Linked DNA regions of Homo sapiens: all the other regions are linked to region 2. The links are chromatin loops, found by intact Hi-C in ENCODE. Cell type or tissue: ovary. All regions are shown on one strand.

Evidence for each region. Peaks named below come from ENCODE experiments on the same cell type or tissue, not always from the same donor. Only the 100,000 strongest peaks of a DNase experiment are listed, where the experiment ranks them.
Region 1: a loop joins it to region 2, with 13 times the contacts of the local background. A loop is called at or near these places in 68 of 110 quality-filtered maps.
Region 3: it touches region 2 in a loop (2.2-fold over the local background); 2 of 110 quality-filtered maps call a loop at or near these places.
Region 4: a loop joins it to region 2, with 2.5 times the contacts of the local background. A loop is called at or near these places in 9 of 110 quality-filtered maps.

What each region holds. Positions count from the first base shown.
Region 1 is chr20:59,747,766-59,755,765 of GRCh38, reverse strand. It overlaps PHACTR3 (phosphatase and actin regulator 3), which reads right to left. Exons shown (of 13, transcript NM_080672.5): 3 at 7,931-8,000; 4 at 402-584. Among named protein-coding and RNA genes, the nearest start is that of PHACTR3-AS1, 120 kb to the right of the region's middle. RefSeq lists enhancers at 3,109-3,438, 4,661-5,162. In ovary, a CTCF peak has its summit at 4,491 (motif pointing right); DNase peaks (open chromatin) are centred at 4,495, 6,252 and 7,075.
Region 2 is chr20:59,567,612-59,575,611 of GRCh38, reverse strand. No RefSeq gene overlaps it. Among named protein-coding and RNA genes, the nearest start is that of PHACTR3, 33 kb to the left of the region's middle. RefSeq lists enhancers at 2,981-3,522, 6,830-7,664. In ovary, a CTCF peak has its summit at 3,887 (motif pointing left); DNase peaks (open chromatin) are centred at 3,461 and 3,751; H3K4me3 peaks cover 559 bases; H3K27ac peaks cover 1,016 bases.
Region 3 is chr20:59,930,482-59,938,481 of GRCh38, reverse strand. SYCP2 (synaptonemal complex protein 2) reads left to right here and starts at 4,845. Exons shown (of 45, transcript NM_014258.4): 1 at 4,845-4,913; 2 at 6,328-6,420. PPP1R3D (protein phosphatase 1 regulatory subunit 3D) reads left to right here. Exons shown (of 1, transcript NM_006242.4): 1 at 1-1,819. It also overlaps a transcript of FAM217B not described here. RefSeq lists a silencer at 4,155-4,554. In ovary, a CTCF peak has its summit at 4,331 (motif pointing left); DNase peaks (open chromatin) are centred at 4,311, 4,771 and 5,019; H3K4me3 peaks cover 1,315 bases; H3K27ac peaks cover 881 bases.
Region 4 is chr20:59,846,155-59,854,154 of GRCh38, reverse strand. PHACTR3 (phosphatase and actin regulator 3) reads right to left here. Exons shown (of 13, transcript NM_080672.5): 13 at 6,444-7,040. The coding sequence ends at 7,025. It also overlaps the pseudogene RNU7-141P. Among named protein-coding and RNA genes, the nearest start is that of SYCP2, 83 kb to the left of the region's middle. In ovary, a CTCF peak has its summit at 3,951 (motif pointing right); no DNase peak of the experiment used is centred here.

The DNA.
Region 1 (8,000 bases), 180 kb before region 2:
CACAGAAAAGTCCCTCAACCCTACCTCCTACCCTTTTAGGGTCACTAAAATCCCCCCACTGGGCACTTGCCCCTCCAGAGAGCACTTTCCTGCCTAGAAGTTCCCAGGGAAACACAAAGACGCCCTGGGAGGGGGGGTAGGTGTGCCAGGGAGATGAACATCGTTAAGTACCTTCACTTATCAGCCGTGCCAGACTTGGAAAGAGACAGTAGAGAAAAGTGCCCCAGCAAACACTTCAACCCAGCCAGGCAGCACAGCATGGCAGCGCTTAGAGCACGGGCCCAGCTCTCTGGAGAACAATGTTCTACGAGGGCTGTTGCCTAAGCTATAGCCAAGGACAACAGTGGGGACGTATGGCCATTCTAGGAGCAGCTCAACTTCGCGTGGTCTCCAGCCAGTACCTGCATCGTCCAAGTGGGCAGCTGAGGACAGTGGCTTGTCCAGGGAGACCTGGTCCGTCCCAGTGGCCAAGGGGCTTCCGGGCTGGGCATCTTCTGAAGTCAGCGTCTCCGACTTGGGAGTGGGTGGTTCACTCTGTACAGATCGGGGTCCTCCATCGGGGTTGCAAGTTTTGCTTTCAGCATCTACAAGGAAATGTAGCTGTCAGCTGGGCCTGCACCTCCCTTCCTTCATCCCTTCCGTCGTCCCAAGAGTCTTTCTGAGAAGTATCCATTCTAGGCTCTGGGTGGTCCCCCACCCCTCTCCCCCTCACCACACACCCTAGGAGTCCCTCTCCAAGTCTGGACTTTCCAGGGGAGCCCTGGGCACCTCAGCACACCCTAGCCTGGTTTCTGCTCTTACACTCCACTCCCTGTGTGCACTCTTCCTCCGACACCTGTGGGAGACTGCAGTGCCCCTGAGCCACGTCCACACCCACTGCCGTGCACCTTTGCAGTAGCCCCACTCTGACCCCGGCCTCTGCCCTGGAGCTTGCTTTGGTCGATGGGACACAGTGGGTATGATGCAGCACTGGCATGAGAAGTGCTTGCACATCCCTGCTCGTCCCTCCTGTTTCCCTGGACCTTTGTCCTGAAGACATGCCCAGCAGCTGGCTGGAGTCAGCAGACCCACGGGGCAGATCACAGGCCAACCCAGACAGGGGACAACAAACGGTGATTGCTGTAGGTCTCTGAGATGCAGGGGTTGTCATGGCTGCAGAGAACCAACTCACCTCTGCACCCACCGTTTGACCCTCAGCCAGGCATTAAACAGGTGTTTACTGATCACCGGCTACGTGTCTGGCACTGTAATAAACCCTGGCAAGGTGGAGGTTAGTAAGATACAGTCCTTGCCCCCAGGGGTCTCACACTCTGAGGAAGCCACGCAGATGACCACACATGGCACCGTGAGCCCAGGAACGGGGCACACCCATGGATGGAGGGGCCACAGAGCCGGGGGTCCCTAGGTCTGACAGGCAGCCTTCCCAGAAGAGGAGGCACTAGCAGGGCATAAGGAAGGACCTGGTGCTTTCCGTCTCTTGAAGCTCGGCTGCTGCAGCCTCTGAGGGTCTGGCCCTTCACTTGCCATCCCTGGGTTTGCACCTTAATGCTGAGGGGCTCAGCACTTGGAGAGCAAAATAAATGGCTCAGTTACCCAACTGCAGGATGGCAGGGCCCTCGGCCAGCAAGTCACAGTCACGTCACTGAGATGCACGTTACAGCCCCATGCACAAAGCCTCCACATAGCCCTGCAGGACTCCTCTCAATCTCTACAGCAGTTCCTGGAGGCCCGGTGCAGAGGGCAGTGTGACCTGCACATGTCGACACAGCCACGAGGTGGCCGTTTGGGGATGCTAGCCTACGCTGACCTCCTTCCACACACGTCCCATCCTGGCAGTGGAAGGAGGAGGCAACATTTACTTCAGGGTCAGGGTCCATAGGACCTGGTCAGTCCCGATTCCTACCTGCCATCCCTGTGTCCTTCAACAGTGTCCCTTTCACTCCTAAAAGTGTCCTGTTTGGACAAACAGTATACAGTCACCCCATCATGCGTCCCACCACCTGCAAACGGTGTTTTGTGCCCAAATAGCAAATTCCTCTGGATCTCAATTTCCTTATCTATAAAATGGGGATAATATTTCTGCTTGCTTCATGGCAACATAGTGAGAATTAACGGAGCTAGGGTATGGAATGTGTCTGGCATAAGGTAGGCACTTTACATGTGCTTTCTGTCATTGTTGTTGGTGATGGTTTCTGACAACGAGAAGAGGAGGGTGACAAGAGTGATCTGGCCCCTTGGTCTGCACCTTTGGGCCCATCTGCTAACAGCAGGCTTAGGACAGAACCGTTTCTCCCTCCAGAGTCCTCACCACACCCAGGACTCATGCCAGACCCATTTCCTGCCTGGGACCCTGGAAGAGATTTGAGCTTGTCATCGCTGCTGATCATATTCCCTCTGCCGCACACGTCTCCTCCGGGGAGAATGAAAAGGTCAGCCATGCCAGAAGTCTGGAGATTTAGGGCTGGACGATCTCATCCATGCAGCCGCGTCAGTTGCCCAGAGGTCCAGGCGAGGCTGGCAGGCTCTTCCCATAAGGCGCAGATGGCCATTGTGACGGGCTCTGTGGGCCACGTGCTGTATCCCCCGTGCTGCAACCCTTGATTTTTTTTTTTTAATTTTTATGAAAGTCTTTTCTATTTAAAAAGCATTCTTAGCTCAAAGACCACATAAAAACAGGTCCTGAGCCACATTTGACCCTTGGCTATAACAGCCCACCAACCCAGATACAAGCCAAGAGAGCTCACCGAGTAGACAAAATTAGAGGTCACAAAGCTGAAAACTGAAACCAGCCCCTTCTCGTGACCGACTTACTCGCATTTGACGTGCAACCGTGACAGCACAGCTTACCCAGCCCCTGGCAACACACAGGGAATGTGAGAGCTGGCGTAGGGGAGCACAGGGCTCTGCCAGCTTGAGCTTCACACCTACCCTATGTGACAGGCAAGGCTGCCACCCACCACTTGCAGTTATGGACACCAAACCTTAGAATGCACAGGTCTTTTGCTGCCATGACTGTCACTGCTGTTAATAATAAGGATGCCTCCATCGTCATCATCAAAATCATCACAACTGCCACTATAAAAAGGTCAGAACATAGAACCTGGAAGGCCCAGAGGTCTCCAGACTCAGAAAAGCACCATGCCCCTCCACAGTCTTTGAACCTTCCCCTGCTTTCTTGCAGGTTTTCTGCAAGGACTTCTTGCAGGACTTCTCTGGGCTGCGGTCAGAGCTCCAGCTCATAATCATGTTCAGTGAAAAGTTTCAGTTCCCAAAATAGCCCTGGTGGCAGGGCCGTTGCTAAGAAACGCTGGTTGGGGAGGGGTTGGGGGAGCGGTGGGAGCCCAGGCCCTGCTCCTCTCGCTGGAAGGCCAGCCTCCGCCCGGCCACTCTCCTTCTGAGGGCTGCAGAGGGGAGCGCGGGGCAGTGCACCTGAGCAGCCACAGTGAGAGGGAACGTGTTGCAGACATGCACACACACTCACAGATGCACACGCAGGCACACACGTGTGTCGTGGCACATGTGCACAGTGCAAGCACAGGTGGGTGCACACAGGTGCACGTGCATGTGTGTGCACACGTGCAGACATGTGTCCCCCGGCGTTCCTACCACATGGAAACCAGATAGACTTGATTTGTCACTGTCCAATTCCCTGAGGAAAGAATGCCTAGTCAATCTCAAGTCACTGAACACAGCACAGAGTAATAAACTCTCTTCTTTTATACCCAATGACGGGGTAGGAAATTCCTTAAATTATTTAAGAAAATGCCAAGTCAACGCATACAGGGAGATGGAGGAAAGTCATTCAGAACATAAACAGTGTCTAGCACAGAGAAACGTGGGCTGGGGACCAGGGCAAGGGGGCTGGGGAAGGGGACCCCTTGTACCAGAGATTTGGTCTGGCCTCACTTAGTCACGGATATCCGAGACGAGGGTGGAAGGAGCACTGAAGAGATCAGAGGGGTCCCCTCTGCCCTCCCCAGGGCACAACGGGCTCCACTGCACACATCTAGTCATGTAATAACGCCACCAGCAGGGTCCTTCCTAGGTCCAAGCTGGCGACTAGAGTCACAGGAACGAGAGGGGAGGGGGTCACAGTGGTTCATAAAACAGACCATCGATCATAAAGTAACACCCCAGAGGGAGCAAACTCATGCCCTGGATGCTGCCTCACCCCCGGGAGCTGGCGGGCTCTCTTCTGCTGGCCCTGCCCAGAGTCCGGCTCACTCCACCAGGCTGCCCACCTGCTTCAGGGCAAGCTCCAGGGTGTCCAATGTGTATGTACATGTGTGTGTGCATACATGCGCGTGTGCAGGGCAGAGGGCAATCCTGGGGTTTGTCCTGGCCAAGGAAGTTCAAATGTGAGTTTCGAGGGGGCTCAAATGAGGCTCTGGAGTCCCTGACAATCCACTCCCACAGCCTCACAGGGCCTGTCCTGCATGAAGTCCCGTCCACCTTGCAGGGAGGCTCATGAGCCTGGCCGGCCACAGGAGGGCGCCCCCGGCTGCAGATTCGTCCCTGCCAGCAGTGGAAGGCGGTGGCTGAAGCCGGTTCCTTAACCCTGAAGCCGGTTCCTTAACCCCAAAGCCAGGAAAGCGCCTCTGCTCCTCACCCTGGAGAGTCCTCACATCCACAGCAGAGGCGGCGGCACTGCGTGCCTACCCCAGAGCAACAGCCCTCAAGCCTGATCCTCCCCTGAGCCGGAGAGGGCAGGTGCACAGCCACCGCCAACAATTCCAGTCATCCTGCAAGAGGACCCGGTGACCCAGCACCAGGAGGATTAGGGACAGACAGGGTCTGACCTCAGGTCGACCCAGTGAGAAAAGACATTTTTGAAGCTAGTGCAGGACGGAAACTGCGGTGCAGGGAAGGATTTAGCCGGGAGCCTGTGGCCAAGCATCTGCGTGGATCCCGTTATTACAGCACGTTGATTACAGGTTGATTACAGGTGGCACACAGTAAAGGATTCAAGCAGCACAGAAGAGTCGACTGCGAAAAGCAAGTCCAAGTCCCCTCCCAGAGCAACCCCTGCTGCCCGGTCCCTGATATTTCCCTGCAGAGACACTCGGGCTCCTCGCAGATCCCACCCACTCGCACTGTGGCCGCCCCAGGCTCCCGCAGCAGCGTGGTCATGCCTCTGCCACCCCAGCCGGTGTGTGGGCAGGGAAGACGGGAGGCGTCTTGACCCAAGCCCCTCTCCCTTTCCTGCTTCCTCCTTCCTCCTTTCCTCCAACCCAACCCACCATCTCAAGGTCCCTTCCACCGCGGGGACTTGTGCTTGCTGCTCCTGTGGGCTGGAAGTCACTCCCCGCTTCCTTCTGTCTCTTGGCTTTTCAACCTTCCTGCATCAAAGTCGGAATCAGCTGTGGAGGATGAGGAAGCACTGCTGCCTGGGTCCCACGCCCAGCGCATCTAATTTAACTGCTGCCTGAGCGGTGGAGGGTTATTAAATCTCTCCAGGTGATCCTAATATGCAACAGACTCTGAGAACCAGCCTAGGTCCTCCTGCCCACCTTTGGACCTGACTCAAACATCTCCCGGCCCCCCGAGAACCAGGTCAGGTCCTGTCTCATGATCTTAGGGTGCTGCATCCTTCACTGCACTCACTGTGGTCGTGAGTTGCCGGCTTTTTGTGGGATTACCTAATGGCCCCACTGGATGTGCGTTCAGAACAGTATTTTGCTCACCTGTGTCCTCAGCAGCTAGCACAGACCCTGACACAGAGTGGGCCCTCAATAAAATGTCATGGCATCAATTTAGGAGTGCATTTTCCCTCTCAAGGAAAGAGACTGTGTTTCAGGCCACTCTAGTCCCTGGTCCACAATCATTTAGCAAGAGAGAGAGTATGGAAGGTAGAGATGAGCAAACCACAATGTGGGGACCAATCCAGCTCCCCCACCTGGATTTGACATCTTTAAATGGTTGACAAAAGAAAAAAAAATCAAAAGAAAAATAATAGTTTGTGGCACATGAAAATTATATAAAATTCAAAGGCCAGTGGCCATAAATAAAGTTTTCTTGGGACACAGCCATGCCCTCTCATGCATGTTTTGTCTCCGGCTGCCTTTGCGCTACAAAAGCAGAGACAAGTAGTTGCAACAGAGACTGCACGTCCCCCTGAAATATGCACTATCTGACCCTCTCCAGAAAAGGTTTGCCGACCCTGATCTAAAGTGATTCTGTAAGCCTGCGGGTGTGTGATGTCGCCGTCAGAGGCACGGAAGCCAGAGACCAGGCTCCCACGGCAGCAGGGTGAGAGCCACACTGTCAGCCTGGCCGCGGCCAAGCATTCGTCTCCAGCCTCTGCTATGACTTCATCAGACAAAGTCATCTTGCAAAAATTCAGAGTGGAAAAAAGCCAACGCTCCTAGAAGTTTTCCCCTTTAATTAGTCAAACTATAGCTTCATTTTTGAGAGGAACCAAATCTATATACTTACTCTTTACTCAACAAAAGTAGTGTTTTTTTTAGAATAGATGAGAAAAGGCCTTAGCATTGTTTTCATCTTCCTTTCTCCTTCCCTAAGATCCAAAGGTATGCTTGTTGGCAACATATTCAAAATGCCGGAGTTTGACACTTTTTTGTCCCATCCCAGTGAAAATCCTCCAGATTTCTAGCTCAGCAACCGCATTCCGCCAAATCCGAGCGTCACGACGGCGTTAACCATCTGAGTGCCACGGGACTTGACACCAAGCTTTCCTCGCACATGTAAGGTTTTATTATCACTATGAAGCAATTTCCCATGTAGATTTCCCCTAAAAATAGCATCATCAAAATACTTCACTCTTCGAGTCTAAAGAGAGGAAACAATGACAAAAGCCTGGGCCCACAATCGGGTTTGTGTGCTGACAGGCCCGGCTGCATAAAATCTGGATTCGTTTATTTCATGAGCTTCCTTCCTAATTCCTGATATTTGGGCCAAATTACAAAGACACTAGTAATATTTTAAGGCTGAAGTGGGGAGAGAGGAATTCAATATATCCATGCAAGCCTCAGGAAACTGGCTATGCATGGCCAGATTCCTCAAATCAGCAGGCCAGAGCTTGGTCCAGCTCCAGAGAGTCTTCCAGAGGCAGTGAGGTGTTGTGAAACCTCCTAACCAAGATTTAGCCTCTCAGGGAACCGGAAGGCACCAAGGGCTAGTGTCAGCATCTAAGTCCTGGGCCTCACACCTCCAGGAATCCATCACAAAGAGAAAGACTTGGGAATTAAAGAACTCTGTTCAGTTAATTGCATGAGTGATAATAACTGGCCTTTCTGAAAGATGGAAACAAAGATGATTATGTAGACCCCACTGAGATTAAGCTCTCTAGACCAGAGACCAAGAGATCAGGATTTGTTCTGTGTCTCTGCTCTCAGGCTGCAATGACTTGGGGCAGTCACCACCCAGACCCTCCCACGCCTCGTCTGCAAGTGGGATAGCCGCTGCCTCTCTCCCCAGGGATGCTGGGAAGACCAATGAGACAGGGCGTGCACAATATCCCACCCCGCCCCAGCATGTCCTGAATGCTTCCTACATGGTGGTAGGGGGAGTAGGTAATAGTGGAATTAAAAATAATTTGCCCAAATGGAGGACTGAAATGTGAATATGAAAAAAAAATTAATGCTGAAAAAACCACTGCTACCACTTTAAAGGAATTGGGATAAACCACCAGATTCATGCACACCCAGCTCTGTTAGACATTCCCCAGAGAGGAGTGGTGCCATGAGGGGGAGCTCTTCAGCTCAGTAATGGGGTCTCCCGTGCCCCTGGGGGCTGGACCAATGGAATGGCTCCTGACATGGGGTGTCTCTCCAACCTTGCAGGCTTCATCTGAACACGGCCCTCCTTGGATTCTACACTGTTTCTGATGGGCTTCCTGGGCTCATGTGAGACTTTCCATTCTGCATTCCCAGCACCGTGCCCTTCCAAGCCAGGGACGGGTCCCACTTACCCTGCTCCATCATCTCCAGCAGCCCCTTCTTGATGAGCTCCTCTCGGCCTTGCCTGCCGGCCATCTTCTT
Region 2 (8,000 bases):
GGCTGGGCCAGAAAAGTTGGTTCACAGAGGCACACATTTGGGACTTTGCTGGACTGGGAGAGAGAAGCCCATGTTATCCACTAGTCCTGAGAAGGATGGTCTGAACGTCCAGGGCCATTACATGGCTCAGAATCAAAAGAACACAGAAGAGGGAGGAGCCTGGACAGGGAGGTATCAGGGGCTGCTGGCATTGTCCGTGTGAGCAGCTGGTTCCAGCTGTGCCCGAAGGCAGCCCTATGGAGGACTGGAATTTTCAGTCCCACCCTCCTTGCCATTTCCTTTTCTCCCTAGCCTTGGTGGGGAAGAGGTCACTGGAGGAAAGAGTTAGGAGACAGAAATGTTAGCATGAAGACAAATTCGAGGTGTGCTAGGAAAGGTCTCTCTTTCTGCCGGCCCTGCCGCCTGTCCACGGGCCAGAGCCTTCGTGGCCCCTGATCTGTTTGCACATGGATCTATTGGTGACCTACAGAATGGGGCTTCACATGGCAGCCCTCTCAAGTACACACTACCAAGGACGCTGACTAACCCCGTCTGAGGCCAGCAGACACTGTTGGCCTCCTTAGGTGTGGCCTGGGTTGGGCCTTTTGAACTCTGAGCAGGTTTCTTCAGAAGAGGATGCAGAGGGGAAGATGAAGCCTAATCATTCATCCTCACTAAACACTTCCGATGCGCCAGGACCTGTGCTAAACACTCCATCTGCTTTATCCCAGTTCATCTTCACAAAAATCTAAAGACAGCATTATTCATTATCCCTAAGAAAACTGAAGCTCTCAGAGGCTCCCCGAGGCCCTGCTGCTAATATTAGGACAAGCCAAGCTCCAGGCCTCGTAACTGGACTCCAGGACCTGTGCGCTTCACCAGAGCCACATCACCCCTGGGTGCTTCTAGGGCAGAGGACAGGCTGGCCAGGCCCAGCCCCTGCAAGGAATCCAGAAGGGCTGAAGGCCACCCCATCAGCTGCTCCCTTGGGCCCAGCAGGACCCTCAGGGCCAGCCCTGTGGGTAACATCCCTTCTTTGTGAGGACCCTCCAGGGTGTCCTGAATGTCCATGGGTTGGTCTGGGCCATGGGAACACAGACCAGCAGGAGTCCTGCTGAGAGGATCCCCCTCGGCTGTAGGGCTGAAGTCTAGGACACAGCAAGGGCCATGAGGGACAAGGGGTATTGGTCTTTCCTGCAGCCACGTGCAGTGGGGCATCCACTTGGCTAAGCCACCTAGCCCCACGTTTGAGCCCCACTCACTCCAGGGACTCTTTCAGTTCCAATGGGCTGAAATCCAAGTCCTTCTGGCTGGAGCAGAAAAGGTACCCCTTGGCCACTGGAGAGACCAGGAGGAGGGGTGGTGACAGACATGGCTGAATCCGAGAGTTCCACTACCAAAGCTTCAAGGGGCCACCTCCTTCCTTGGAGCTCCAGAGAAAGCACCAAGCCGAGTTTGCTTGGACCTCCTCACAGCACCTCTCCCCAACTCTGAACTGGTCCTCGTCACTAAGGGATGGGAACTACGGGTTAGCCAGGCTGGTGGCACGGAGGAGGATGGAAGTGGGGTAGGATCAGCTCACCTGAACCTCCTCTGCTGAGGCCTGGGGAGAGGAGGTTCTCCAAAAGCTGCTTTGGTGCAGCTGCCTAGAAAGGGGGAGAGCTTGGGGCAGAGCAGACACCAGGCTCTCCACGACACTGCGCTTCCAGGCCAGGCCAGCTCCTCATGCAGAGCCCGAGTGGGGGTAAATGGCCAGAATGACTGCGATGAGAGCTGCCTGGACAGGCACAGGGCCCCAGGCTCAAAAGGGCCCAGACTTGGCTTCCCGCCCTACCACCACCACCTTGCAGCTCTTCATAATTTTTGAATAAGGGAACTGTACTTTCATTTGCATTAGACCCCTGGCAAATTCCGTAGCAGGTCATGGCTGTGAGTGACCTCCCTGGACACACACCAACCCAACAGCAGTGACTTGCCAGGTTCACTGTATCTGTCTATGCTGGGAGTTTCTTCAGCATCCTTATGACCCGCAGGAACCAGCTAGGATACCTTCACAACGTTTTCCCTGCAGGCATGGAGTGAGGACTAGGGGTGATTTCCTGTAAGCCTATAAAACCCGGTTGCCCTGCAACTTGTGGACAAGTGAGACTTGAGTTCATGGAACCCAGTGTATGTATATATGATACAGACCTCTGTGTGTACAACATCACAGCTCGGAATGACCCAAAGCTTTCTCAGTGTTGGTTGGCAATGTACCTGAGCTCCACAGGGTCACTAGGCTGCCTCAAGGATCAGTAAGAGTGCTGCAATTGATTGGCAATGTCTGATAAGGGCAAGGGCCAGCAGAGTGGGGCATGGGTGCTACATAGTTACCAATCTTTCTGCTGTCTGGGAGGAAATGAGGACTCTGCTTCTAAGAGCTAGAACACTTAAAGAACATGTTGGGGTAAAGGCTGGCTATCACTGAGGGCAGAGACTGTGTGTAATCACCATTCAAAATCCCCAGTACCACACAGACTTCGGTTCATGGTAGATGCTCAATAAATAATTAATAAAGAAAGATCTAAAAGGCACCACAAAGATGAGGTTTTACCATAAAATGATGAAAATGGTTTGGAACAGGTAGAAGTAGTGGGCGCACAGCATTGTGAATGTCCTAAATGCCACTGAATTGTTCACTTTAAAAGGGCTAATTTGGTATTACACAAATATCACCTCAAATAATTATTTTTTTTTAAAAAAAAGGAAAGGGTGGCTTATGCCTATAACCCCAGCTGCTCAGGAGGCTTCAAGCTTCAACTCGCTTGAAGCCAGGAGTTCAAGACCAGTCTGGGCAACATAGCGAGACCTCATCTCTACAAAAAATTTAAAAAGTAGTTGGGTTTGGTGGCGCAAGGCTGTGGTCCCAGCTACTCAGGAGGATTGCTCGAGCCCAGGAGTTTGAGGCTGCAGTGAGCCATGACATGCCACTGCACTTCAGCCTGGGCAGCAGAGCAAAACCCCATCACTAAAAATCATAAACACATAATTAAAAAATAAACTAAAATAAAGGAAAGAAATCCTCCTTTTAAAAAAAGCCACTGTAAGTTACTCAGAGTGACTGGAATGATCCCATCTTCTTCATCATTATCATTCCAGTACAGTGCAGTACAGTCTTTTCTTTTATAATAAAAATCAATGACACGTTTGCCTTCTCTCCACACACACAAATTTTCCCTCCAAATCTTCCAGGGGCACTGACCCTAGAGGAGAAGACACTCAGCCCCTCTAAGCAGCCCCTGGGCTGCACCCCGGGGGCCCCAGGACGCAAGACACCCAGACCTGGGCCTGACCCCAGAAGAATTCTCCGTGAGCGGCCTGCATCCCCTCATCCCAGGCTCCATCCCGCATCCCTGCTCTTGTTCCTTTCTCCTTGCGTCATCCCCGTCTCTCTGGGTCCCCGAGGTCGCAGCTGCTGCTGAATTTTGTGAATCGCTCTAAACTGCCTTAAATCCTCTTTGAGTCACGTGGCAGATATCCAGGAGCGACGGCTGTTTTTTCTGGGGCAGGCGCTGTGGACTGTGGGCTGGGCTTGTCCTGGCAGCGTTTCCACCCTGCCTCAGGGACCCCTAACCCTGGGCTTCTCAGCATCTTGTAGGAGGGGACACAGGTCCAAGGTCCCCCGGGCTGTGGGAGACGCCTTGCAAGGCCAGACCCTCGGCGGAGCTCTGCCTCCAGCTGTAGGATTCTCAACCGCTCTCTCCTTCGTCAGCGTGCTGACTGAAGTTAGGAGTCTGAGCGGTCCACTTCCCCCTGGGAAGCCCGGGGTGGGTTTCTGGATCAGCTCTGCCGGCAGCACTGGGGAGAAGCGGGCAGAAACCTTGGGTATTTATTTCCTGGAATCTGCAACCCAGGGAGGATCCAGACGCCCTCTAGTGGCCACTAGGACGGGTGCAGGCGAGCCTGCCCAACTCTCCCCAATTCTGGTGGGTGGGAGGTGCCCCTGCTAGGGGTTCTCTGATGTGGGGGCTGTGGTCAAAGGAGCCTGCAGCGGAGGCATGCAGGTGCTGGATCCCTTTGAGCTTTCTAAAATTCATCCAGTTTTTCATTCTAGTCAACATGTGTCTATATTCTTTTCATACACATCACTTTCTCACCAAACAGTTAAGTAAAAATCAATGCTCTGGAAGATGCACGGTGTGTACCCAGGGGCTTCAAGGGCCACTTCCGAGCACCCCAGGGTACCCACCCTGCAGCATGGCCCAGAGCCTCCTGTGAAGAGCTATGGCCTGTGCCGGGCAGGACTCTGCTCTCCCCACTCCCTGGTCCTGTCCCAATTCCCCGTCCTTGCCCCGATGCTTCTCACTTCTCTGACAGTCACCTGCTGAATTCAGGTGTGGGTCTAAGCTGCTTTGAACCGTCTTTGACACATTGTGGGACTATCCATAAATTGTTAAAAACAAATCGTCAGCATGTAAAATGGTGCAGCTGCCTTGGGAAACAGTCTAGCAATTCCTCGAAAAGCTAAACATCAAGTTGCCATATGACCGAGCAATTCCACTTCCAGGTATGTACTCAAGAGAACTGGAAATATTTTTCCCCAGAAAAGCAAGTGCATGGCTGTTCATAGCAGCATTCACCATAATAGTCAAAAAGTGGAAGCAACTCAAATATCTGTCAGCTAATGAAAAAGTCAGGGGTAGTACCCTAGTCCCTCAGTACCCATGGGGGGTTGATTACAGAACACCCAGGGATACCAAAATCCACAGATGCTCAATTTCTTTATATGAAATAGTGTACTACTTGCTTATAAGCTACATACATCCTCTTGTATCCATTAAATCAGGGATATCCAATCTTTTGGCTTCCCTGGACCGCATTGGAAGAAGAATGGTCTTGGGCCATACACAAAATACACTAACGATATCTGATGAGCTAAAAAGAAATTGAAAAAAAAAACCTTTCATAATGTTTTAGGGAAGTTTATGAATTTGTGTTGGGCTGCATTCAAAGCTGTCCTGGGTCACATGTGGCCCACGGGCTGCCCTTTGGACAAGCTTGCTTTAAATCATCTCTGGATTACTTATAATACCTGATACAATGTAAATAGTCATTATGCTGTATTGTTTATAAAATAATGACAAGAAAAAAGAGTCTGTACATGTTCAGTACAGATACTCCATCCCTTTCTTTCAAAAATATTTTCAATCTGCAGTTGGTTGAATTCCACGGATGTGGAATCAGCAAATTTGGAGGGCCGGATGTATACCCATACAATGGAATATTATTTGACAATAAAAAGGAATGATGTACTGATCCACACTACAACACAGATAAACCTTGGAAAGATTGTGCTAAGTGAAAAAAAAATCATAAAAGTCTATATCGTGAATGACACCACTTACATGAAATGTGCAGAAAGCGCCAATCCAAAGAAACATAAAGTAGCTTAATGGTTGCCAAGGGCTGGGGAAGGGGAGGATGGGGAGTGACTGCTTAATGGTTTTCTTTATGGGGTGGTGAAAATGCTGTGGAATCAGATAGTATATGATAGTTACACAGCCTTGTGAATATACTAAAAACCACTGAATTGTATGCTTTAAAATGGTGAATTTAGACTACATAAATTATATCTCAATTAAAAAAAAAGTCATCAATACAGCCACCTGGTTGAGGGTCTACCGTGTGCCAGATGCTTAGAAGTAATCTGTCAACCCTTCCCACCCCAGCAAGCAACTCTGGAAGTTGGGGGGAGAAAAAATCTTACAGGAAGAACACTGAGTCAAGAAAGCTGCAGTGTTTGGTTTGGGAACAGGCTCTACACCTTACAACTTGTGTGAGAAGAAGGCAGGGGTTGGGTAGGGAAAGAAACAGGAGGTCATGGGGCCCCAGAAGCCAATGCTGTGAACCAGTTCCCTTACAACTGATACAGCAAGATAAGGGTGCTTGCTGGAATCTGCCCATCGTCCGTCCATCATCTATTTCCCATCCATTATCCATCCATCCAGCATCCTTCCATCCATCTTCCATCCAACCATCATCCATTCATCCTTGATCTATCCATCCTCTACCCATCATCCATCCGTCCATCCACTTACCCACCCATCTACTCATCCATCCATCATCCATTCATCTCTGATCTATCTATCCTCCATGCATCCATCCATCCATCCATCCATTCATCCATCTGTCCATCCATTCTCTCTCTCTCTCCCCACTCCCTCTCTCCTGCTGCCTTTGTTTCCATCAGCTTTGGTTTCTGTTTCTGACTCTCTCTGTTCTCTCCTCTCTCTGTTTCTGTTCCAGTTTCTCCCTCAGTGTGTGTCCTTCTTGCTCTCCCCGCTGCAGCTGCAGTGATCAGAGGGTGCTTCCCCGCCCCATGGATGGAGTCTTTCATGGCAAAGTGCGGGTGGATGAAATGGTCCCGGTAGTGCAGTGCTTCTTATGGCCTTTCTTCCGTTGTTTTACCTGGACGCCTTTCCTAGGATTTGCTTCCCCACTTTATCTGCCACTGACAAGGGGCTCTACAGGATTTGGGCTGAGAAGAAACAGAGGGGCAGGAATTCTTTCTGGGATTTCCCCAAATCTTGGAATTCAGCCGTTTCTACCGGAGACTCTGCCTGTGCCACCCCCTGCCTGGACGACTCATGGCCCCCTCTCCTGCCAATTCTTTCCCCAAATCTCCCTATATGTCCACTCCTCAGAAAGCCCCTCCCCAGCAGTCTGGGCCAATTATTCTCCCTTGATTTCTGCATCACAGCTCCCTGTGGGTGTCCTTCCGTGAGTTGAAACTGGTCTGTCCCTAGAACCCAGACGTGCTTGCGACACTCCCGTTCCTCACACCTTCAAAGGCTCCGGCCTCAGTTCCCGAGAAACAGAGCCTGAGGCCCAGACACAGGTGACCCTCTGGGGCTAGGGAGTGTGGGCCAGGAGCCAGAGGAAGGGAGGGAAGAGGCAGCCACCACTTCACGGCAAACCAGTTGCTGGATGTCAGGGGCACACATGAGGGTGCAGGGTGAACACATCCTTCATCTCATCATCTGGGACACTCGCTGTTAATGACACCAAGGTGACAGGTATAACCTGGGATTGTCCCAGGCAAACTGAGACATGAGCCACCCTGTGTATGGCGACTCCCTGAGGATGGCCCATCTGGAGGCGGGAAAGGAGGAGGATTTGATGGGAGGCGGCATCCTCCCGTCTCCTGTTGGATGAAGATTTACCCCAGTGGGCCCTGACTCCCCTGACCCTCCTCCACCTGGGCACAGAGCAGGGTCCACAGCAGTTCCTCCGGGATGCCTGGGCAGCAAGGAGTGGCAAGGCACTTCAGGTGAGGGCTGAGCCCCCATAGAGCTCAAAGTCACAGCAGAGGCCGAGACAACAGTTATGAGGCAGAGAGGCTCCAAAACCTCAGTGAGGAGCCATGGCAGGCCCCGCCCACCTGCCCAGCCTCAGGTGTGCTGTGCCTTCGCCACAGATGCCCTATCCCTCCTCCCCTCCCCTGGGTCCTCTCGTTCTGGAGCTTTCAGCCCCACCCCCACTCTACACACACACACACACTCACACGCAATGTACAGTCACACACACTCACATGCACACTCTACACACACACATGCTCACACACTCACACATGCAGTCTCACACACACTCACTCTCACAGTCACACACATGCACACGCACACTCACACACTCTCACTCACACAGTCACACACTCACATGCACACGCACACTCACACACTCACTCTCACACTCATACACACTCTCTCACACACACGCTGCACTGCAGCCACTGGCTCACCTGCCCCTGCAGTGAGCTCAGATCTCGAGGAAGACAGTGGCTGCATCTTATTCCCACTGAGCCCCCGAGCCCAGCAGGGCACCTGGCACACAGCAGGCGCTCAACTCTGTTTGTCAAATGAATGTTGACAGCCAAGTGGCCCCGGTGAGGCATTAATCCAAAGAAGCAGGGCACAGAGATGACATTGGGAAGGGAAGCTGTGGGGAAGGGATGGCAGAGAAGTAGAGAACCTGGAGAGCTGATG
Region 3 (8,000 bases), 360 kb before region 2:
AACCTGAGCCCACATCTGATTGCCAACGGCTGTAGCCTTCTAACAGTGGGAAACTATTAATAGGCAAGAAATTTCTGCTTTATCAGTCATCACACAACCATTCCTGGGCATTGAGACTGTCCTGGTTAGGCTGTGTGTCTCCTACATTAACAGCTGGGGAGGAGGGAAAAGCTTCAGACTTTTAAACTAGCAAAACAGTTATTTCTCTGCATTCACAATTCTGATTTCATGTATTTCTCTGTACATGTTTGATCATTATCAGGCCATTCTGTTTAAGTTTGAAACTAAGCATTTTAAGAAGTCTTGCCTCAGTTATTTCAGTTTTCAGGTGACTAGAGAATTTCAGGCAACAGTGCCCTTTGCAATTACCTTTTTGATGATTAAGGTGACTATTTTTATTTCTTGTTAAGCATCAGAAGATGTCAGCATTCATCTTTTGGGAGTCCAGTTACAAGGTGGAACTAGAAGGTGTTTTCAGCAATAGCCAGAGCACTGGAGGAAAAATAATTGACAAATATTTATACTTTTAAATTGTTTTGAACTGTATTTACATACATCATGTTTTATCAGGTACCCACCAACTTTATACTTTCTGCCTTCAGATAGAGTTTCTAACATTTTCTAGTTTGTCAGTTTTAAAATATAAAATTCTTTTATGTTTTTAAACCGTCAACCAAGAAGTCAAGACCACTGTCCCCTGCTGAGTTAGGCAATCACTTAAAACTCCAAAGAACTCCAGGCTGAGGAGTTCTTTTGGTGCTGAACAGTGGTCTGACAACAGGTGCTAGAATTAAGGTGTGGGAAAAAAAAAAAAACAGCCAGGAAGGACAAGATCTCCAATTTGTGAAGCTTATGATACAGCTGAAACCAGTCTGATCAATTTTATGCTACCTGTCACCAAGAAATTAACTCTAAATTTTTGAATGCTTGTTGGCATCTGTCAAATCAATACTGAAAGGATGCATTTCGGCTTTTAACCAGTTTGGTTCTGATCATTGCAACCTCTGTGCTTTTATAATTCAAAGAACAAGGATAGCTTTCTTCGGTATCTTTTAATATAAGAACACTGAATTTTGGCTTGAAATATTGTGACTAAATTGCACAATCTCTGGCTATTAGCACTGTTCACTACATTAACATGCAAGAGAGAGAGAAGCCTTGTTACATTTCCTGCTATTTAACAAACTGTCCAATTAGGTCAGCAAGCCTGTTAGGGCCTTCACTGCTACGCCCCTGGCCCCAAAACAGAGAGCAAGACAGTTGTCCAGAGAATTTAGATATGAGTTAAGAGCTGCCAGATTTATTTTAAGGCATGTAGAGAATCTCATAATCTATGTGAAAGTCACTTGCCAAAAAGGTTTTGGTTATGAAAGTGAATGTTATATATTTAATATTAAGTGAACCTCCCGTGCCTTTTAAAAAATACCAACATTATGAAATTTAAAAGCTTAAATATATTTGCCTAGTTGATAAAGAGGCTGTGGAACAACTGAAGGAGAACTTTCAGACCCTAAAACAGTTATATTACTTAGATGTTAAAATTTTCTAGTGGGCTGTGCAATTGCTGGGTTGTCCCCCCAAACATATTTTAATATGTTATTTAAAATGATTTTACCCAAGCCTAAGTATTAAAGTATATGTGCAAAAACAGTTGTGAGCCATTCTATTATGCTTCAGTATGTTTTTCTTGTGGCCTAATTACAGAAGACCAAGCTTTAGAAACTTCTTGTCTAAATCATTTCACATGCAAGTCTTATCCTTTCTACAACACTGATAAACGTAGAGCCTTGGCAAAAATAAATTTTGTCATTGTGCCTCAGCGTCAGTAGCAGAGTTGTTGTATGTGTCTTTGAGAAAAGGAAATGCAATTTTATATGCCAGGTCAGCATGAGGTATGAAGAAAGCTCTAGGGGAATACAGGGAATGTGATCATTAATGTACTTCTCTTACAACAGTTAATGACACTGTGCAGGCAGTAATGAGTGTCTGTCTGTCTGCCTTCCGGATCGTGACCCTCACCTAAGTACAAAGTCTTGCACATGGGGGAAGAAAACTTACATTTATTTTGTCTTCCCTTATTTGCTTGGCCACAGTGCTAAGTGCTTTAAATATGTGATTTCATTTAATTCTGAATGTTATGCTACCTGGTAGACAATATCCCCTTTTTCTTAGCTGAAAATAAAGCTCAGAGTGGTGTAAGTACAGCCATAGGCCACATAACATTTCACTCAACAGGGTAACTGTATATATGACGTGGATCCATGGAATTATACCAGATTTTTTTCCGTATCTTTTCTGTGTTTAGATACACAAATACCCTTGTGTTACAGTTGTCTACCGTATTCACTGCAGTAACATGCTGTATACAGGTTTGCAGCCTTGAAGCAATAGACTGTACTATATATACCTGAGGTGTGTAGTAGGCTATACCATCTAGGTTTTTGTAAGTAAACGCTAAGATATTCACACAATAACAAAATTGCTTGAGGAGGACACCTTTCTCAGAACTTACCCCTATCATTAAGCAATACATAACTGTAATTCACCTAAAGTCCCATAGCTGGTAAGTAACAAATTGAACATTGAAACCTGTTTCAAAGTCAATGCTCTCTCTACCTGTTATATGACATATAGAATATTGCAAATAAATGCTTGTTGATTCAGAAAGCTAAATTAATTGAACGCCACATTATGATATTTCTCTTTTTTGAGAGAAGGTCTTGCCTTGTCACCAACGTTGGAGTGCAGTGGTGCAATCATAGCTCACTGCAGCCTCCAGCTCCTGGGCTCAAGCAGAATTCTCCTACCTCAGCCTCCGGCGTAGAGCAGCTAGGTGCACAGGCACATGCCACCACGCCTGGCTAATTTTGTTTTTTTGTAGAGATAGGGCCTAGCTATGTTGCCCAGGCTAGTTTCAAATTCCTGGCCTCAAGCAATCCCATCAACTCAGCCTCCCAAAGTGCAGGGAGTATATGTGTGAACCACGGCACATAGTTTCCAAATTTTGATTATAATTGAGAAGGTTTTTCATGAAATGCCACGGTCTAAAACCTTTAAAAAAAATTAACAGTAAAATTAATGATATCCTTTTTTTCTTCCATGTTGTAGTTTACGGATGTTTACTAAATAATCCGCAGGCTTCCTGAACACATGAAGCAATAAAAAAGACTAACATTTTTCTTCAACTAAAAAGCGGCAAGGTAAAAAATCATCACTATTAATTTTTGAAGTGTATTAGGAAAATTTCTGTGCGTTCGCAACTCCACCATGAAGGATCTTAGATCTATTGGCGGAAAACTAGGTATGAAAATAATTATGCAAAATTGCCAGGTCACAATTTTGAAGCACTCTTCGATCTTCTTACATTTTGTGTTATACATTATTAGTACTTAAACGTATAATTCAAAAGCATTGAAAGCTTTGAACATATAAAATCCCCTCAAATCCCTGCGTACACCTGTGTACCTTAGATTGCATATGTAATCTGTCAGCTCTGAATTAAAAAACTAAGATATCAAAATTAAGTTCAATGGGGGTAGTTACAAAGTTGTCAAGAAGTTGGTAATTCTAGCTAAGCAGAATATTTAAAACACCTCTGAGAGCTTATTTACTGTGATTTGATCTGCTCTGGTCCACAACTGAGCTTTGATTCTATTACCTTGTGTTTATTTTTTTCAGGTGCTTTCCACCGCACATTTAAATCTTAATCCCATATTTTTAAACAATTAGTGCCTTTTAGATAAGAAATTAAAATGTTATTAAAATATAATTTTAAATTTTGATTTGAAGATACCTATAAAAGTTTAACTACACATACAATTCAACTTTTAAAAATTGATCCGACACAAATATTAATCCAAAGGTGGTTTGCTGCAGTATTATTTGTAATAGAAGTGTAGGCTCATCAGTGGAGGATTGAATTCCTCGGATGAAGTTAATCCACATGATTAAATAATTACGAAGCTGTTAGAAAGACCGAGCTGCATCTCAGTGCACGTGGAACAGTTTCCATCTCAGAACGCGAGCACGGGGAAAACACGCAGAAGACTGAGCGCCGAACACCGACGCCCTCTGCGAGCCAAGGGGCAAGGAGACCCTTTCGCGGCTGTGCCTGTCTCAGAAGGGCCTGCGATTTTTTACACAAGCACCCGCTGGCTGCATAAGTTAAACGGATCTCTTAAATGGAAGCGTCTGAAAGAGCCTAGGAATACACAGTTGGGTACCCAGCTCAGCACCCCGTCTCCGGACCTGCGGTCTCTCCCGCCCTCCGGCACCCGCACCCAGGAGCCCAGGCGGCCCTGCGCCCCCTGCCGGCAGGAGCCAGGCCTCACCCAGGAGTCGTCGGCCCGGCGCCCTGGTCCCCCGGTCCAGCTCGCCCCTGCAGGGCTGGCTGGAGCCGCGGGTCCCAGTGGCTCTGGGGACGCATAGCGCGGGGATGGGCTTCTCCTGGTCCCGCCCGCGCTTCCGTCCCTTCCATCCCTTCCTGCTCGCCTGTCCCGGGACCAGGGCCCCAGTCAAGGCAGCGAGTCTCCTCGCTGGCGGGGGTGACTCCGCTCGCGGGGCGTTCATCAGGAGAGCATAGCGCGAGAGGACGGGCCGAAGCGCGGGGACAGCGGGGACCCACTAACCTGAGGGCCTGGCCTGAGCCGCGCCCACAGCGTCCCCCTTGGCTCAGGCCTCGGGCGACCCCGGCGAGCGTTGGCGGGGGTGGGGGGGATGGGGGGGGCGGGACCTGGCTGGCGGCGACGCCGATTGGACGCACTATCGACCGCACCTGGCGCGGATTGGACGGGCGCTTCCCGCCTTCCGCCGTTCGCCGGAGGCGCTGCGGCGGTCCCTGAGGCGCAGAGTTGCGACGCTCGGCGGCATAGGGGGCGGCTCCACCGACACTACGCGGACGCCTCCTGCCGCAGGCAGGTTGAGCAGAGTGCCTGGGTGGGCTTCCCCCACGGCGGGGCGCGGAGGGAGGGTGGGGCTTCGGCTTGGCCTTTCAAGCCGGCAGGCGAGAAGCTTCCGACGGTTGAGGCGGAGCCGTTGTGGAAGCTGCCGAGGGGGAGGGGGTGCGGTTCTGCGGCAGTGGGCGGAGGGGAGGCGCCGAGGCTGGGCCAGGGCGTGGGCTGTGCAGAGTTCGCGGCGAGGGTGGCTCGCGCAGGCGCGAGGCTCCCCATCAGCACCTGCCTGGCCAGCCTCGGCCTCGGGGATGGGAAATGGGCGCTCGGAGCCGCCCCCGCGCGTGGGCGACTCGGTCAAGGTGGCTGAGGCGCGGGGCGGTGCGCTTGGCGAGCGGGGAGCAGGCCTGGGGCTGCGCGCGTCGCCGGCCCGAGGAGGCTGAGGGGTGCGGGAGAAGCGGTGGCGACGGGAGCCCTGGGGACCGCTGCTCGCCTGTCTCCGGGACATCTGAAGGGGGGTTGGCGCTGCGGCCTGGGGCGCATCTCGGGTGTGTGTGTGCTTTGTTGGTTCGGGGGTGACCCTGGGAAAAGGGTCACCGTGCCGGCGGTGGGAGCAGGGACTTCGCCTTCGGCCTCGTTGTTGCCACTGCCGGTTCCACTTAGGGAAGAAGGGAGTGCGCGCAAAACCTTCCTCCTGCTCGGCGCCTTCAGTCCCTTCTCTCCCTCCCGCCGTCCCCACCTGCGGCCTCTCCTTGCGGTTGAGGCCGCCAGCCCCTCCGCGCAGCTGGGCCTGATGCGTCCCGCGGCGGCTCAATGCGCGACACGTGGCTCCACGTGCGGCCTTTTCTGGACCGGGCTCCAGGCTGGCCGAGCATCTGCGAATACGGCAGCGTGGTTTTTTTTTGTTGTTTTTTTTCCCGAGACGGAGTCTCGCTCTGTCACCCAGGCTGGAGTTTAGTGGTGCGATCTCGCGTCACTGCAACCTCCATCTTCCGGGTTCCAGCGATTCTCCTGCTTCAGCCTCCGGAGTAACTGGGACTACTTGGCGCGCCACCACGCCCAGCTAATTTTGTATTTTTAGTAGAGACGGGTTTTCTCCATGTTGGCCCGGCTGGTCTCGAACTCCTGACCTCAGGTGATCCACCTGCCTCGGCTTCCCAAAGTGCTGGGATTACAGGTGTGAGCCACCTCGCCCGGCCTACATTTTTTAGTAATGATGGGAGGAGGAGGACGCCTTCCCTCCCCTTCATTCACCTTTAATGTCTTTTTGGACACCTTAGCTATGTTAGTTACCAGGGCAGAGGGGACTTTGAATTATCTACTGCTGCTTGCATTCATTCAGCAGTTTTTCCTTTGGGGGAAAATCTTTGCCTCCCCCATCTGCCAAATTGTTTTCTTTGTTGTTGTTTTTATCCGTAACGCTTTTATCTGCCTGCAGATACACAATCATCATCTTACTAGTTCTCTGTGTTGCTCGCTAACCAGTCCCCCAGTTCAGTAGACTGGAGCCCAGAGCCTGCTTACTTGTCAGGTAAATCCACGCTTCTCTTGAAACATTATTATTCTGTTCTCGGTTTCCGAAGTCGTTCTGTTACATAGTAGTAGTTCCTAAAGATCTTTTAAATTGTTTCCTTATGAGGCTGGAAAAAATAAGTGTATAACTTTTGTTTCTTTTTAGAGTTAGCCTTCTCTTTCACTTGCAAATGTTAACTTGTTTGATGTTGTGGATAGTGCTGTGCTTTTGACTCTATTGTGGCCTGTATGCATTCAGCTTTGAGGCATGCGTGTGTGTGTGTGTGTAACCTGATTATTCAGTTTGCTTTCCTTGGTTTGTTTTTCCCCAACTGACTTCGTGCAAAAGTAGATTAGAAACTAAAACCATCTTGTTAGCTTTATGTGCCTCTTTGGCTGTACTTTTTTCTGTGCTGTAATTAATGTCTCAGGGCATTTTGTAAAATACACTGTTTCAAATTGCTTTAGTTCTGAAAACAGATAAAGCATAGCTAATGGGCAAGCCTGCCTCAACAGTTGCTGGCCCTAGGGTAAGAGTATAAATGGAGCCCCCACAACATATTTTAAGTATTTAAAGTTTTAAATCAAGTTTTCACATTGTAAAATAAAATAGTCTCAAATTTCACAAATACACCTTCACTGCATCAAAACAGAAAACTACATGTATGGCTATGATGATTATTATTGAGACAGGGTCTTGCTCTGCCGCCGAGGTGGGAGTGCAGTAGCGTGAACATGGCTCACTGAAACCTGGACCTCACTTCAGCCTCCTGATTAGCTAGACCACAGCTGCGATCCACCAGGCCAGGCTAACTTTTATTTTTGTAGAAATAGGATCTCACCATGTTGCCCATGCTGGTCTGGAGCTCCTGGGCTCAAGCAGTCCTCTTGCCTGGGCCTCCCACAGTGCTAGCCACCAGCATTACAGACATAAGCCACCAGCCAAGGCTATTATTTTTATGACTGAATCCTGAAAAGTACCAAAGATAACTGAATGCATTTATTATGGATATCTGATGATGGACTGGTAATCTTTGAATAAGTGATAAAATACTTACATAATTCATAAGTTACTATATATAGTTCATTTTTATTTTAAAAATCATGTTATAATGAAGACTTTTACTTATTTACTATTGACAGCCATGATCTAAGGGTTAAAACTGTAATTACTCAAAATGTGTTATACTCAAAATGTATCAAATTTGGGTTTATATCACAAACATAAAATAGGTGTAAAAAGTATTTTTCTTTAAAAAATTCTTAAATATTAAAATTATTGTAGAATTGTAATTGTTTCCTTAAAAAATTTTAATAACACCGGAATTGCTTATTTTTGAATAATTGCATATTATTAAATATTATAACAATACATTTATTCACTATTTTAGTGTTTGCTTACTGTCTAAAGAGTCCATATCATGTTCACGTAGTTCATGTCTAGATCTACATATATATTAATATAGATTGCTTACTACTACAGAATGTTCCTCAGCCACCATGTGCTACTGTTGCAAATACTGTGCACTAATTTGCTAGTATTTCTAGAGTCACAAATTGGAGTAAAAAGAGAAGGAAGAAGATGGGCATTTGGCACTG
Region 4 (8,000 bases), 280 kb before region 2:
ACAGCAATACTATTCACAATAGTCAAAAGGTGGAAACAACCCAAATAGCTGTCAACTGATGATAAATAAACATAATGTGGTATATATCCATACAGTGTAATATTATTCAGCTATAAAAGGAAAGGAGTATATAGTCATGCTACAATGTGGATGAACCTCAAAAACATTCTAAGTGAAAGAATGAGACACACAGGTCATATATTTTAGGATTTCATTTATATGAAATGCCCAGAATAGGTAAATCCACAGGGACAGAAAGCAGATTAGTGGTTGCCAGGGGATGAGGGAAAGGAAGAATGGGGAGTGACTGCTTAAAAGTTATGTTGTGATGAAATGTTTTGGAGCTAGATAGAGGTGAGGTGGTAGTTACATAACATTGTGAATGTACTAAATGCCACAGAATTATACTACTTTAAATGCCTTATTTTATTAATCTGCCTTTCATCTGAATTATTAAAACTTATTAAAACCAAGCCTTTATATCACGGGCTAGAAGGCCCCACATGAGCTGACCTCTGCCTCCCTTTACCCTTATTTTGTACTCCTTTCCGCCTTGTTGAGTATGCCTCAAGCATTACTTGAACAATCTCACTTTTTTCTAACTCTTTGGTTTTGAGATTCCATTTTCCTGGAAACTCTTGCTGTTTTTCACGTGTCCATTTAAGTGGTAATTCTTTAGAGAGCACTTCCCTCACCATCCAATTAATGTTACTATTTCTGTCTATCATATAGCAGTTTTTGGTATCTGAAATTTCTTTATTTCTGCCTTGCCTCCACAAACTCCACTTCTGTAAATTCTGTGTGGTAGGAAACTTGTATGTCTTATTCATCACAATTTTCAGAAGCTAAAAGAGTGTCTGGAAAAGTAGGCTTACAACAATGTGAATGAACAAAGTAATGAATACGGCAGTTTTTTTTTTGTTGTTTTTTTTTTTTTTTTTTTTTGAGACGGAGTCTCGCTCTGTCGCCCAGGCCGGACTGCGGACTGCAGTGGCGCAATCTCGGCTCACTGCAAGCTCCGCTTCCCGGGTTCACGCCATTCTCCTGCCTCAGCCTCCCGAGTAGCTGGGACTACAGGCGCCCGCCACCGCGCCCGGCTAATTTTTTGTATTTTTAGTAGAGACGGGGTTTCACCTTGTTAGCCAGGATGGTCTCGATCTCCTGACCTCATGATCCACCCGCCTCGGCCTCCCAAAGTGCTGGGATTACAGGCGTGAGCCACCGCGCCCGGCCAATACGGCAGTTTTAAGTAGGAATTTACTAAGTTCAAAGCGAACTAATGTGTCTCCTAAAATTCAAGTCCTATATGGTGTCAGCATTTTCATTGTAATTGATAAAGTATTAACCAGCCATTTGAACATCTATTATATGATATGCACTGAGCTCAAGTCTAGATACACAAATGAGTAATAAATGAACCCTTCCATGGTGTTACAGCTCTTTTAGAATATGTCTAGCAGGTTTTTCAGTTTTCACCAGAATGCCCACCTCAAAACAGAGATGAACTCCCTACTTAAAAATGAGGATATGTGTGCTTTTAATGTCATGCAGAATCATACAGATTTCCATTTCATTGGACCCTTAGAGGAATCATATAGGCAAATCAAATGTACATAGACTTCATTGTTAAGACAATGTATTTGTAATGGTTAGCTTTAGTTTTTCTATTTAAAGGCGCATGAAAATATTCTGAATTGACGTCTACAGGAGAACAACATTTTAGGAATACAGGTGTGTTGAGTGACATCAATATGTTGTACCATCTTGAGCTTTAGATAATATACTTTTAGCTTATGCTGTGATAGCAACAATTTTAAATAAAAGGAACTTGGAGGAGTGGAAGTCACACTAATGAAACACTTGCCTTTAATAATGATGAGGCTTTATTTACCTAATTTGATGTACATTTTGTACAAGTCAAATACAAAGACAATTGGGTTTATAAATGAGTATTGAAATTTGGAATAGATTTGAAGTTAAAAGGTTTTAAGCTTATTTAAAAACAATTTAGCTATTTGACTTCTGTGTAATTCATTTCTAAAATGTTCTATTATATGTTTATTTAAATTTTTTAAGTTCAGAGCAAGATCTAGCAAAGTTTGTCCTGAGGGGCTATACAGAAAATGTCGTAGGCTTTGTGGCCCAGAAGGCAAATTTCAGAGTATCACGTCGGTGCTTATTATAATCATTTCAATTGTAACCATTTAAATATATAAAAACCATTCTTAGCTTACTGGCCACTAAAAGGGCAGGGGCTGGCCAGATTTGGTCTGTGGGCTGTAGTTTGCAGACTTCAAGTTCGGAAGGGAAATCTTATAGATCAGAACTCTCTGTTCTTTATTATAAAATTTTTCCTTAGTTTATCTTACTGTTTCACAGAAATAGTGATTTAAATCAATTTTGCATAGCAGAGGCTAATGAGTATATTAATTAATATAGCTAAAATTCTTGATTGTTCTATTTTAAACATATTAAAAATAAATGATCATTGTAGCTAATGACTTAAATTTCTTACCTGGATTGTAATCTAACACCCTGGTGTAGGTTTACCGCATGTCCTCAACCAAATAGAGCTGTAAGGTGGTAACTGTCCCAGAAGTACACATGGAAAAGGACATGGAAGAGAAGAAATTTTACGTTAGTATAGCTAGGCAGAAACCTAAATACTAAATTCTACAGCCATTACTGTAGTGATCTCATTGCCACCAAATCGTAGTATTATGGATGGCCAACACCAACTTAAAAGGCCAGCAGATCCTTTAAATGAATAATAGATGGAGTGGTTTTCATACAGCATTTAATTCAACATGAAATTTGTAGTCTACAGTGACAAATTCTGCCAACTCTGAGTTCAGTGCCTAGTGTTGAGCTTCACAGTTGCTGGAGTTAGTTCTTTAACCATTCTGTTACCACCTATTAACAGTTAAACCACATACAGTTAGTGTATAAGTTTCTTATCTAATTAAAACTTAAAGTATGGAAGAATCATATATGCTATGAATAAACAAGTAGAATTTTGAGCAAAATAAAATACCAGCAAATAATATCAACAAACAAATCTAACTTGGAATGTAAAAATTGAAGCAAGATGATAGGTGGTTCTGGAGATTGTGCTTTCTGCCACATCAGGTGTCACCATTATAATTAAGAAGTAGGCTATCTGGAAAGCAGAGAATGGACTGGTGGTATAGACCAGTCTTTTAGGGAACACACCTGAATTGTAGTAATACATTCAGTGTATGTATTTTTGAGAAGGGATAATAAACTGCATTTAGAAAGGAATAATACACATATGTAACATGTCTGCAACTTGAAACATTAAATTATTGTCATATGTACCATATATCCAGATTTCTTTCCTCCCATTGCTTAGTAAGAAAACTGAATTTTTAGAATTTCCCCATTTATATCTTTAAGATTTACAGTTGAGATTAAAAACTTTGAAAAGGTTTTTTAAGAAAATTTTTATTACTTTAAAAATACTGCTCTATTTTCATAGAACTATGGAACTGCTAACCAGTACTTTCTGTTGTTCATTCGAACAAACATTTTTTGTTTGAACTAGTAGTATGTTCCTAGTATCATCACTGTAAATAAATTTGCAGCTAAATAAGCAAATGGGATTTATAGAAATCTACTTTTTGAAAATATTTTTCATATATTCAGTTTCATATGTTCACTTGCTTACGAATATCTTCTGAGATGTTTTCATATGAAAAATGGAGAAAAAGGTCTCTGGAAAAAAACTAGACAAATGGGTATCGGAAGCATATAGTAATAGCAGTTTTAATAGTACGATTAGGATTTTGCATTTCTGAGCTTGAATTTGTTGTTGAAGGACTGTAGGTACATAGCTAAAAACTTTGACTTTACTTCCAATGTATAATAAATGTAGGCCTGTAATTACCATATCTTTCCACAAGGTGGATGTCTTGATGTTAGGTTCTTCCTCCCCGCTCCCACCACCATTTCAATTGTCAAAAAATTACTTAGGTGATATGATTTCAAAGTCTCTTTATTTTATTTTTATATTTTTTGAGACAGGGTCTTGCTCTGTTGCCCTGGTTGGAGTGCAGTGGTGCAATCACGGCTCACTATGGCCTTAACCTCCCGGGCTCAAGTGATCCTGCCACCTCAGCCTCCCTAGTAGCTGGGACTACAGGCGCATACCACCATGCCCAGCTAATTTTTTGTTTTGTAGAGATGGAGTTTCGCTATGTTGCCCAGGCTGGTGTCGAACTCCTGGACTAAAGCAATCCACTCATCTCGGCCTCCCAAAGTGCTGGGATTACAGGCATGAGCCACCATGCCCAGCCCCCTTTAAATTTTTTTAGAAATACTTTTTACAAAGTCATATAATGTAGTATTTCCTCTATTACATTAGCTTAAAAGTTACTAGATGTTTCTAGAAGATATTTAATTTCCTCTCACTAAATTACTAACATGCTTGTAAAAATGTTTTGAACTCCTTAAAAACAGAACTTATGATTTAAATATTCATGGTTGCTTTAATAATTTTTTCTGAAAATAGGGGCAAATGATTTGTAAATTTATTGCATAAAAAGCTCATTATTGAATACTAGTAATGAAGAATTCTGATAATTCATATATACTGTTATTCAGTAGGACAAATAGTTTTTTCTAAATCTGTTGGCTGTTAAGTATATAAACTTTCTCTTCAAATTATAAATATATGCAAATGCGTGTACATATACATGTATGTCATCAGTGTAATATGACTTGTGAATTGCTTTTTAATTTTATTCCTCTAACTTGATAGTTGTGATGTGCAGGTGGAGAGTAAATATACTTGATTCAATTTTAGTTTATCTCTTAACCCTTATAATACCTGATAAGAACATGAAATATGTAAGTATAGAGTAATAGTTTGTGCATAATAAAAACACAATGGTAGAAGTTAGATACTATTGCCACAAATTTTGATTTAAGTGAATATGTCTGCTGGTTTTAGGATATCTTAGAACCTTTGAGTCTGAACCAGTCCAAACCCTCCTTTGGTTATCCTGCACTTTACCTTTTTAGTTTTATTATCCACTAGTTATGGGACTTGGGGAAAAAACTAAATATATGTCCCATCTAACCAGGTCATTTCTAACTATAGGATCTGCCTGGTTCTTTTGTTAAGCAGTACTGATCTTTTGTACTTTGGGGGCCAAGGTGGTTTCTAAACAGTAGCACCTTTTCCTTTTCTGTTTCATAGTAAATATATTAATATTTCTATGTGAGGGAAATTGAAATCTTAGTTTTACATAATTTGGGCTCCCATTAATATTTTAAATTGAATATTAAATACAGAGAGCTTCTAATATGTTGCTTAAGATAGAAAAGAGGTAAAGTTTTGGCTACAAATAATGGGTTATGAATAACAGAAAATATATAATGTATATATATATATATATATCAAATCCTTTAAATTTAACTGACTTCTAATTAGAAAGGATTTAGATACATTTCACAAACAAATTGAGGCTCAGAGAAGTCAACTGATTCACAGAAGGTTACAGAGCAGCTAAGAGGTAGAGCTGGAATTTTTCTACCATAACAATTTCTTATTAAAAAAAACTATAATTCAATGAATAGTGTGTTTTGCTAGTCTCTAGGACTGATCATAAGTCACTTTGGACAAAGTGCTAACATAAAGACTTGGCAGTTTCTGTGGGCGTCTGACCCAGTAGCAGTCTTAAGTAGAAAAGGAAAAATAGTGGAAAGCAATGAGGTAGCATATGTGGCAAGAAGTCATAGAGGACACTCAGTTGCTCCAGGTGCTACCTGGCAACCATATCAGTAGCTAACATTTATTGGATTCCCAGAACGTCCTCAGCAATGTGCCAGCACTTTAGCTACTTTGTCTTATTTAGATACTACAGCAATGTTGTGTGAGAGAGATATGACCATACTATAGAAAAAACAAGTAACTTGTTGAATAGCACAGAGCTTGGATTTGTGCACAAGTTCTGCAAGCTCTGAAAGTCATGCTCCAAGTTACTGTGCTTCCTGCCTCACCAGTATACCAGGAGGGAAGGAGGAGGGAAGGCTCATCTCTGTAAGGACACTTATTTGAAAGCCAATTAAAAATATTTTTCAGGGAACATGTATTGTTAGTTTCCCCCTTTGTGCCAAGATTTTCACCTTTGTGCTGGGGTAAATTTCCTTTCTTTAACAGTGTTTGCAGAGGTGAGCTTAAAAATACTCTAAAGAGGCATACTTTTCATTTTGATAGAATTTTTCAACAAATTATTGCTTATTTCTTGGTTAAAGGCACTCAATTTGATTTTCTAAGGCACAAACCAAACACATAAAAAGTTGGAATTCTCATTCATGTGTTTGGATTCTGATCGTTCACAAGTAAAAATTGACTTGTTTCACAGATCCCTGTTCTAAAGTACCACTCATCCCAACCACAAGAAAATGTAAAGCCTGGGTTAATTTCCTGCAATAAGTAGTCATTTAATTAAAGAACAAAATTAACAGGAATCAAAATGTTGCAGCTGTATTTTTTGTTAGACATTATATAAAAAAGGAAAAGTATAATACAGTAAATCATCTTGTATAACATGAACTTAAAGAGTTTTCAAATTAATTATGATCAGGATAAAAATGTCTTTTGAACATAATACTGAATGACACTGTCACATGTCCCTCATGTCAGAGGCCTGGGAGTGGTGAGCCTGCACATGCACGTTGCCCGTCCTCCATTACACTGCAGAACTGTAAAACAAGGTTGAAAGGCAAACAACAGTTTTCTTCTGATAGAGTTATGTTGGGTCTTAACTGACCCCAACAGTTCACACTCCTCAGACACCAAAGAAGGAAGGAAGTGTGTCCTCTGGTTACTCCTCTTGCAGGTAAGTGTGGTCAAGATTGCACCTGTGTGTGTGATCCTACTCTTCTCACAAACACAGCAGGTAGGGTAGTCTTGAGCTGAACTTCAGGAAAGTTCCCTGATGAATGTTCAGTGTTGGTATCAAAAAATTAAACACAAATTCTTCTCAGAAGAAAATCTCTATGGCCTGTGGAATCTAGAGATTATAAAAAAGACAAAGAATTTAAGGTTATTCATTTCTAGCAGTTAAAATAGCCAAAAACCTTATACAAATAAATTTGCTGCTATTAAAAAGATTCTCAGAAGTCCCATATGTAAAACATGAGGATGGAGCTACTCTGGTTAAAATAGGGTAGAGTCTCAGAGGGCTCCCCACTCTCAGGCCCCTGTTATATGCTGAATTCTTAGGACTATCTAGAACTTAGTTTTAAACCTGTGAGTTAAAAGCCCTTGAAGTACACAGAAAGGCCAGGGCTTTGCTAAATCAGTAGAAATGATGAATTTGTTAATAAATTATTGAAAATTATAGTAGAGTTATGACTTTTTGTAGAGTAATATGTTCATAGTAATTTTAAAACTCTTAAAATCTCATAACCAAAAATACCGTTCTGACTCTTGAATTGTTGAAATAATTTTAGGGTCTTTATACCACATTTTAAGTATTAGAGTCATTATTTTAGAAAGCTATCAACTTAGGACAATAAACATCTTTACTAAACATTTAATAATGTATAATCGGAAAATGTACAAAATTGAGATTGCAATATATAGAATATGTATTCATTCTATTTAAGACAGAATGAACATTAAATGTAATTGTGCATGATTTACTGAAACTGTTTTTCCTAAACATTCATATGACCTATTCCTCCATATGACCTATTCCTCCCCAAAAGTATGTTAGTCATGGGAGGGAACCTTAAAAAACAAACTCTTTGCATAATTTTTTCCTATTCATCCAACTTTCCCTTCCCCTTGATATATTCACCCTAAAACCATTGGTTAAGGTGGAATTCCATTGTACTTAGTTTCTGTTCTATAGCCACATTAATCTTACAGAGTAAATCTTTCAGATAACAATTGCAGTGGCCACTTTGGAACAAACAGAAAACTAAAGCTATTATTTTAGTTTAAGGCAGTATCTATATGCAGGATT